Regions from separate parts of the Homo sapiens genome. Here region 2 is linked to region 1. The links are chromatin contacts, found by Hi-C in ENCODE. All regions are on one chromosome and are shown on one strand. The core of a region is the stretch at or near the end of the contact, and the rest is flanking DNA. Distances in the headings are between cores, read along the strand shown.

Evidence for each region. Hi-C counts contacts between places; a loop is a spot of excess contacts on that map.
Region 2: a map of aorta shows a loop between it and region 1 (10-fold over the local background). The contact joins the enhancer-like site here to the promoter of RPGRIP1 in region 1. A Hi-C loop is called at or near these places in 1 of 168 maps with a recorded cell type or tissue (aorta).

What each region holds. Positions count from the first base shown.
Region 1 is chr14:21,277,303-21,282,060 of GRCh38, forward strand. It overlaps RPGRIP1 (RPGR interacting protein 1), which reads left to right and starts at 2,781. Exons shown (of 25, transcript NM_020366.4): 1 at 2,781-2,857.
Region 2 is chr14:22,425,633-22,430,390 of GRCh38, forward strand. All of the region lies in intron 2 of TRD-AS1 (TRD antisense RNA 1), which reads right to left. It also overlaps TRA and TRD. Among named protein-coding and RNA genes, the nearest start is that of TRD-AS1, 55 kb to the right of the region's middle. Within about 2 kb of position 2,224, at least 8 of the 41 ENCODE cell types and tissues checked have a DNase peak (open chromatin) inside an H3K27ac peak, as active enhancers do.

The DNA.
Region 1 (4,758 bases), core at 1,531-4,030:
GGATTATAGGCATGAGCCACAGCACCTGACCTGAAATTTCTGTTTTTTTTTTTTTTTTTTGAGACAGAGTTCTGCTCTGTCGCCCAGGCTGGAGTGCAGTGGCGCAATCTCGGCTCACTGCAACCTCCGCCTCCCCGGTTCAAGTGATTCTCCTGCTTCAGCCTCCAGAGTAGCTGGGATTACAGGCACTCACAACCACGCGCAGCTAATTGTTTTTGTATCTTTAGTAGAGACAGGGTTTCACCATGTTGGCCAGGCTGGTTTCAAACTCCTGACCTTAGGTGATCCACCCACTTCGGCCTCCCAAAGTTCTGGGATTACAGGTGTGAGCCACCAAGCCTGGCCAATGACTGAAATTTCTTTTTGTTTTTTTTTGAGATGGAGTTTTGCTCTTGTTGCCCAGGCTGGAGTGCAATGGTGCAGTCTCGGCTCACTGCAACCTCCGCCTCTGGGGTTCAAGTGATTCTCACTGCCTCAGCCTGGTGAGTAGCTGGGATTACAGGTGCCTGCCACCACGCCCAGCTAATGTTTGTATTTTTAGTAGAGATGGGATTTCACCATGTTGGTCAGGCTGGTCTCGAATTCTTGACCTCAGGTGATCCACCCACCTCAGCCTCCCAAAGTGCTGGGATTGCAGGTGTGAGCCACCGTGCCCGGCCTGAAATTTCTTTAACACAGAACAAAGTCTTACTGTCTACATTGAGAAGTACATTAAGCCTAGTGGAAAAAGTATCACGTAAATTCACTCCAAGATGTAATGAGAATGTTAAGGGAAACTGGTTGCCTGAAAGAGGTAGGAGATGTTTTAAAAATTAACAAAAGTCAGCCGGGAATGGTGGCTCACGCCTGTAATACCAGCACTGTGGGAGGCTAAGGCGGGTGAATCACCTGAGGTCAGGAGGTCAAGACCAGCCAGGCCAACATAGTGAAACCTCATCTCTACTAAAAATACAAAAAATTAGCTGGGTGTGGTGGCGGGTGCCTGTAATCCCAGCCACTAGGGAGACTGAGGCAGGAGAATCTCTTGAACCCGGGAGGCAGAGGTTGCAGTGAGCCAAGATTGTGCCATTGCACACCAGCCTGGGCAACAAGAGCAAAACTCCGTCTCAAAAAAAAAAAAAAAAAAAAATTAACAAAAGTCAGAGGTTCAGAAAAGAGAACACGATTATCAAACACAAACTTGGCTTACTTCAAAATTAATTTTGTCCTGCACTGTCTCTGGCTAGAGCATCTTAAAAAAGGACAGAAAATCCCAGATTTATCAAGAAATAGCTTGGGCAAGAAGCAACCTTAAGTGCATAAAAGCCCAGCTTTTAAATTTTATAAATCTGTCATTTAAACCTGGTAAAATATTATATTGAATTTTCCTCTCTTCACTGGGAAATGTATGTGTCCTGGATACTTTCTCTACTTCCTAATTGTCTCCCTAGCTTTATTTTATTTTATTTTATTTTATTATTTCATGGGATTTAGAGGAAGTCACATGGGGCCCATTAACTATGTGTTCATCCTCCTGGAAATCCCCGAACCTCATGCCAATAACCAGAATGGAGCTTTCTCAATGCACCCATTCAGTGCATTAAAGAGAGGATTTAGGCCAGTCGTGGTGGCTCAGGCCTGTAATCCCAGCACTTTGGGAGGCCAAGGTAGGTGGATCACCTGAGGTCGGGAGTTCGAGACCAGCCTGACCAACATGGAGAAACCTTGTCTCTAGTAAAAATACAAAATTAGCTGGGCGTGGTGGCGCATGCCTGTAATCCCAGCTACTCAGGAGGCTGAGGCAGGAGAATTGCTTGAACCCGGGAGGCAGAGGTTGCAGTGAGCCGAGATCGCACCATTGCACTCCTGCCTAGGTAACAAGAGCGAAACTGCATCTCAAAATAAATAAATAAATAAAGAGGATTTTATGTAACAATTGAGACCGTATTCCACTTAATATATAATATGAATGCAGTGACCAGCCTTGCAGAATTTTTAAGAACATTTAATTTTCTTATATCAAATCCTATTGCTTCATAATTACATCCCAAAGTTTGGTTTCAAAACGGTGGTCACGGTGAAATGGAAGATATACATTCTCTTACTCGAAAGCACTGGCACATGTGGACTGAATAGGCATGTTGATCCCACCAACGGTGCAGTGTTTGTTCTCTTCAAAGGGATCTCAGGGCTTCAGAACAACTCCCACTGTTGTTGCCCTTCAGATAAAGATTTAAAGAATATCGGCCGGGCGCGGTGGCTCAAGCCTGTAATCCCAGCACTTTGGGAGGCCAAGGCGGGCAGATCACCTGAGGTCAGGAGTTCGAGACCAGCCTCAACATTGAGAAACTCCATCTCTACTAAAAATACAAAGTGAGCTGGCTGTGGTGGTGCATGCCTGTAATCCCAGCTACTCGGGAGGCTGAGGCAGGAGAATTGCTTGAACCTGGGAGGCAGAGGTTGCGGTGAGCCGAGATCGCGCCATTGCACTCCAGCCTGGGCAACAAGAGTGAAACTCTGTCTCAAAATAAATAAATAAATAAATAAAAGATTTAAAGATCATCCTCTGAATACCAACAAATTTCTTTTAATCTCAAATCCCGCAAATGTGTTCTCAGCTTTAGTTTTAGTTGAGAAGTGGATCTGTTAAGGACCCTTTAAGCTGCTCTTTCTCCAAGTCAAACATGCATAGAGAAAAAGCACAGCCTTCACACACTCTGATCTACAAAGAGTTAACATCTTAAAAGCTAAACAGAACTGGATTAGCTCCTCTTTTAACAAGCCAGAAGGACAAGCTTATTGGAACCTAGAGTACTAAAGGACACCAGAACATTGAGAGAAAAGAATTAGCGACAGCTATCTGGAGCAAGCAAGAACTGTAAGTTTCTATCTGATGCATATTTATAGTTTCCTATGTCTTCCCTAGGGGTGTTTTTGAGAAGAATGAAATAAGTTTATTCTTTTTTTTTTTTTTTTTTTTGAGACAGAGTCTTACTCTGTCGCCCAGGCTGGAGTGCACCGGCACTATCTCTGCTCACTGCAACCTCTGCCTCCCAGGTTCAAGCGATTCTCCTGCCTCAGCCTCCCAAGTAGCTGGGGACTACAGGCATGCGCCACCATTGCCCGGCTAATTTTTGTGTTTTTAGTAGAGACGGGGTTTCACCATGTTTGCCAGGCTGGTCTTGAACTCCTGACCTCAGGTGATTCACCCGCCTCGGCCTCCCAAAGTGCTGGGATTACTGGCATGAGCCACCGCGCCTGGCCTGGTTTATTCATTTTCTATTGTACCACCAGTCTCCCAGGCATCCAGCACAACATTACCAAGTCATCTTTAATCCTGTCACCCTCTTAACTCTATCTCACGTCCAACCAGTTGTCACATCTTTTGATTCTCCTTCCTCAGTGTCTTCATGATCCATCCTATTCTTCCATCCCCCACCCCCCTCCTTCCCTAGTTCAAGACTTCTTGCCTGAACTATAGCAATATCCTCTTAACACTGTTCTCTCCCCAATTTCCAAATCACTAATAGTAGATGAATCTTCCTAATGCTCTTCCATAGCTCTAATTATATTGCTCTTTTGCTCAGAAATGTATCCACTATCTGCAGAATGAATAAAACTCCTTTTCAAATTAATTAATTTTTAATTGACAATTTGAAATTGTATATATTTATTGTGTAAAATTTGTTGCTTTGAAATATATATATAGAGAGAGTGGAAAATGGCTACCTTGGGCTTTTCTTTTTTTTTTTTTTGAGACAGAATCTCTCTCTCTCGTGAGGCTGGAGTGCAGTGGCTCAATCTCGGCTCACTGCAACCTCTGCCTCCTGGGTTCAAACAATTCTCCTGCCTCAACCTCCCGAGTAGCTGGGACTACAGGTGCGCACCACCATGCCCAGCTAATTTTTGCATTTTTAGTAGAGACAGGGTTTTACCATGTTGGCCACGGCCAGGATGGTCTTGATCTCTTGATCTTGTGATCTGCCCGCCTTGGCCTCCCAAAGTGCTGGGATTACGGGCGTGAGCCACCACACCTGCCCAATCTTGGGCTAATTAAAATATGTATTACCTCATATGCTCATCAATTTTTTGTGTTTGATGAGAACACTTAAAAATCTACTCTTGGCCCAGGCGTGTTGGCTCACACCTGTAATCTCAGCATTTTGGGAGGCTGAGGCGGGTGGATCACTTGAGATCAGGAGTTCAAGACCAGTCTGGCCAACATGGCAAAACCCTGTCTCTACTAAGAATAGAAAAATTAGCTGGGCGTGGCGGCTTGCGCCTGTAATTGCAGCTGCCTGGGGGGCTGAGACATGAGAATTGCTTGAACCCTGGAGGCAGAGGTTGCAGTGAGGCGAGAGCATACCGCTGTACTCCAGCCTGGGCAACAGAGTGAGACCTTGTCTCAAAAAAAAAAAAAATAAATAATAATAATAATAATAATAATAATAATAATCAGAGTAAGGGGAACTGGCTACAAAATTTTAAATGCTTGCCCAGTGATACAGAGTGTAAAAAAGAAAAAAAAGAAGTCTGGGCAGGGTGGCTCATGCCTGTAATCCCAGCACGTTGGGAGACCGAGGCTGGCGGATCCCAAGGTCCGGAGTTCGAGACCAGCCTGGCCAAAATTGTGAAATCTTGTCTCTACTAAAAAATACAAAAAATTAGCTGGGCATGGTGGCAGGTGCCTGTAATCCCAGCTACTCTGGAGGCTGAGACAGGAGAATCGCTTGAACCCGGGAAGCGGAGGTTGCAGTAAACTGAGATTGCAACATTGCA
Region 2 (4,758 bases), core at 974-3,473, 1.1 Mb after region 1:
CCAGAGGACACAGCATGTAATTTGGGGAGATGGGGGACCCATAGAGAAAGCCACCTTCAGGATGTGTCAGAACCAAGGGACAACAGGGGCTGTGCCCTCACCACCAAACCTGTTCCAATTGATACTCCCGTGACCATCTGTCAAAAAACTGGGACAACAGAACAATGGTCCCAAATGACCTCTCAAGTGTTTTCTAACTGAGATTTTGTGATCCTGACACAAGCTTCACACTGTCTTCTAAAATCATCTGCATCTCTTCATCTGTGAAATGGGGATAATAAGAGTTCTACCTTCACTGTGTTATAAAATATATAATTATAGAAAGTAAATAAATTGCATAGCTTATAGTAGCTATTTAATAAATGTTACCTATTATAAGAAAAAGCAAACTGCAAGGAAGAATAATTGAGAAGAAAGTGAACTAAATTACTGAGCACCAACGAAATGCAGCCACTTTACAGGTATGGACTCACTTATCCTATGACAACTCAGTGAGGTCATTATCATCCTTTCTGTTTTGCAAGTGAGGATACTGAGACTCAGACAGGCTGGACAGCTTGCTTACAGAAGCAGAGCCAGGATCCGGATCTGACTTGAAGCCTGATTGTCCTGGCTGGGATACTGGGCTGGGAGCTGCGGAATGTCCTAAAGAAATACCTTACCTATAGCAACATCTCATGTAAAGGATGGCTGGGAACAGGTATGTGAAGTCTGGTCATCTTTGCTCATGCAAAGATTGCTCTTGACTCCTTGGCCAGTTTCCAGAAGAAGGGATAGTAGGAGGTCTTCAACTCCTTCCCCCTGCCTCCTCTCCCCTGCTTTAAAACACCAATTGTAATTTCAGCTTCCAGGTTGTTCTCCCGAGATGGCTCACTCCCCTGACTGAAGGAAGACAGCTACTCCCCAGCCCACTGCCACTCACACTCCTGAGCACCACCCCTAGGTCAGCAGCTTTTCTCCCAGGGTACACCATGAGAAACATGAGAGACTGGCCCACATATTCCCTCCTTCTGATGCTTGTCAAAGGTAGTCTCTTGTTGGACTCCCTTAGATCCTCGGGGTGCTCATGGATTCACTGCCTTTTCCTCTCCTTTTCAGGGGCTTGCCTGGAGCGAAAACCATAGGGGTCCAAGGCCGGCATAATGAGAGCTAGAAAAATTCCCTGGGTTTCTGTCAGGTCCATAGAGTTGGTGACTTTACCACCCACATATATCTTTGCTGTCAAGCAAAGTGTGCAAGTTTGTCTCTTCCGTTGTCATCGACTTATCACTTATACAGAGGCAGCAATGGGGCTTGAGATCTGACAACCACAATTCTCTGCATTCAAAAGTGAGCACACGGGTACCAGAAAACACTGCGGTGGATGAAGGTGCAGGAGCCACCGTGTAAAGAATAGAAATTAATTTCTAACTAAATGTCTCTGCTTTAGTTAGGGTCTTAGTCCACTGCAGTATCTTAAACAATACATATTCAATGATAAATTTTCCATAATGACAAGGTGAACAAACTCAGAATCAAAGCTCCTTTCCTACTCTTCAATTCAACACATTACCCTAAAATATTAATTGAAATGATAGGATTATACAGCTTTTTTTTTTGTCAGAGCACTTTATTCATTCTTTCAGTAAATACCATCTCTCATATCTGCTTAATTTTTCTCCACAGCATTTATCACTATTTGGCATGCTACATATTTTACTTGTTTATATTTTGTTGTCTGGCTCTCCACTGGAATACAAGGTCCTTGATGGCAGAGATGAGTTTTTGTCTGTTTTGTTCACTGCTTTAACTCCAGCACTTAGAATAACTTTGGCCCATAACAGACACTCAATAAATGTATTAAATGAATGAGGGAATGAAATACATATGAGTGAGTGCTACGTACCCTGCACTGAGCTGGATGCCAGGGACACAGTGGTGCACAAGGCTGGTGCGGACTCTGCCTTCTGAGATGTTCTCCCCAAGCCTCATCTACCCACTAAAAAAATGCTACTGACCGTAACAAGATTTTCTGAAGAGTTGATTATAGAGTACTCTGGAACACCAAATAACTTACTCTTGGAGAGCAGACATCGAGGCTCCTAAGTGCATTGGATGTTAGCAGGGGCAAAATGAAGAAAATAGTAGCTTTCTCTTTTCTCCACCTTTTCTCTCTTTTGAGTCCCAAGGGTCCCAGCCCTGAGTCTGAGGCTGTCAAAGAAAAAGCGAAACACTTCTGTTTTATTTCACAAAGGAATTTCGCAACGCTTCTCTCCAAACAGACTGGCTGGGGCATGCTATTTCACAATGAAAAGCCACGATAACACAGTTTCCTAAACAAAGGGGCGATTCCTAACTCCCTCTCACTTTATCACCACTGCCACCAAATGATTTTGGTATTCTTCAAGAATACAGAATCCACTGGGTCTTTTTGGGCTTTTTAGCAATTTACACATCCACAAACACATAGGTTTATGAGCGGTAACAGCGTACATTCCAGTGCATGAAACACTGCAGGGATTCTCTGAAGGCGTGCCCTGGATGCTGCAAGGCTCCAAGGCAACAGTCAGCCAGTGGAACAGTGTGCCACCCAGCATGCTCGACTTGATAGAAAAAAGACCCAGTGACAGGGCAAAGGAAGTCAAGCCAACATGCAATTGCTTGTATTAATTTAAATAAAGCCAGGTTCTCAAACTCCATGTTTAAATAAGAAATCTAACAGTCATAAGTTTTCTTTTTACCTGCATGCATATGGGAGAATAGGGAAAGTTTAAATTATCTTTCTGGCTTAAGGACAAAATTGCATGAGTATTTATAACTTTCAGAAAAGAAATGTCAGTCTAAATATATTACTAGGGCAACAAATTATTAAGAAAAAAAACCCAAAGTACAGTCTTTTGGAAATTAAAGTTGCTTTCATAGAATATAGCAGCATTCACTCAGTAACAATTCATTAAGTACCTCATATGTGCCAGACGCTTTTCTAGACACAATGGAAGCACAGCTCTCAGAATCTCAGGAGCTTATATTTCAGTGGAAATAAACACAAAATAAAATAAGTAAAATATATGTCAGATGGAGATAATTGCCATGGAGAGGAGTAAAACAGGCGGGGAGAGAGAGAGTGTTGTCAGCAGGCTTGCAGAAATTACAATTTTAAATCAGGTTGTCAAGAAGGGATACAATAAGAAGGTGACATTTCAGCAAAGGCCTGCGTGTAGGCAGGGAGCCCAGTATTTGGAGTGTGGATGTTTGCTGGACTCCCTCTGTTAGAAATAACATTTTCATGCACATTCTTAAGACATAATCATACCAGCTTTTCTGTAGGTTAGGGAGATAAGGAGTCATTTTTTCTTTCTTATCTTGCTAAGAGCTCTTTCACAAGTAGTTCACACTTTCATTTTTCAAAATCAAGCGATGAAATGCCATTAATTAGCACAAAGTGTGTTGGGGAGTGGACGCGAGGGTTTGGCAAGGAAGCAGTCCTGAAAAGATCAAAACTTACAACATGAACAGGAAGATGACAGCACTGATTATTGACAAACGGAAAATGGGGCATGGCATTTTGAGCCCTTTGCCTTGAGTCTCTCCCTAGTCACGTGACCACATTCTGTGGACTGGTGAGTGTTTCTTCCCCAACCACAGGGATAAGAATACAAAGTGAGTGATGCATTTCTCTCACTGGTCCCCAGATGACTCCACTCTAGCAGCCCCGGAAAAGAACCTGCAGCCTCATCTATACCTGCAGGTTGATGTGCCTCCCAAAAACTGTCTCACTCAGTTGTGGAGCTGAAATCAATCATGTGTTCACCTCAGTGGGGTTCTTGGTTTTTCTTTTCTGGCTTCTCCAAAAAGCCAATCATAGAGAAACCTGAGGACTGTGGAGCCACTATGGAGAAGGCTGGAGTGCCTTTACCATCCCTAGCTCAGCTTTAGGGATTCACCCTCCAGGACCTCTGAGTGTGCTGGGATCACACGGCCTAAGGTAGGCCCTAGAGTCAGTTTCTGTCTTTACCTGCCACCTGACAGGAGTGAGAAGTTTTACTTAGAGGCAGTGAGAAGGGAAGTCAGCAGCCCCAGGGACAGTACAAAGGAGACACAGCCTGAGTGTGTGTTGTCAGAAGCTCTGTCACAGCGAAGGCCTCCTCGGGCATAAAGACCTCACTGTGTTTGCATAACACCTGTGTTATAATCGTGAGTGATCAATAAAGGATTAACTGCCTCAGTCATCTAAGGAAATGAAGAAGGGTTTTATGCACCAAGTTCATAAATAAGGACACAGAAAAAAACCACGAAGGCCAGTGTAGCTGCCTCTGTACGTTGAAATTAGAGAACTGGTACAATAACAATAACCCACCTCTGTAGTAAGAATCAATGTAAAATCTTTGAGTTCATAGCTAGTCCATTTCTCAGCATCAAAACCATCATTTTGCTTTCTGTATGGAGGACGTCCACCCCCACATATGCACACTCAGAGTGTCAGAGCAATGAGAAACCAATTACCATCAGGCTCCACCTCTTTGGTTGAAGACATAGAAACTGATGAATGAAGAAATTAAGTGACTTTTCCAACATCACACATATAGTGCAGACAGGTAAAGTGATATACTGTACTTCTGTCTCTTTCCTCCAATATCCTAGAAGTCAAGGGCTAAGAAAAGACAGAAAGGGTAAACCATGTGATCATGCCAAAGTGAAAGAAAAATGGCAGCGGAGTGTTCTCCACATTCCAGACAACTACCTCCTGCCACCTTCTAGGTGGCAATGCAGTCCAGGTAG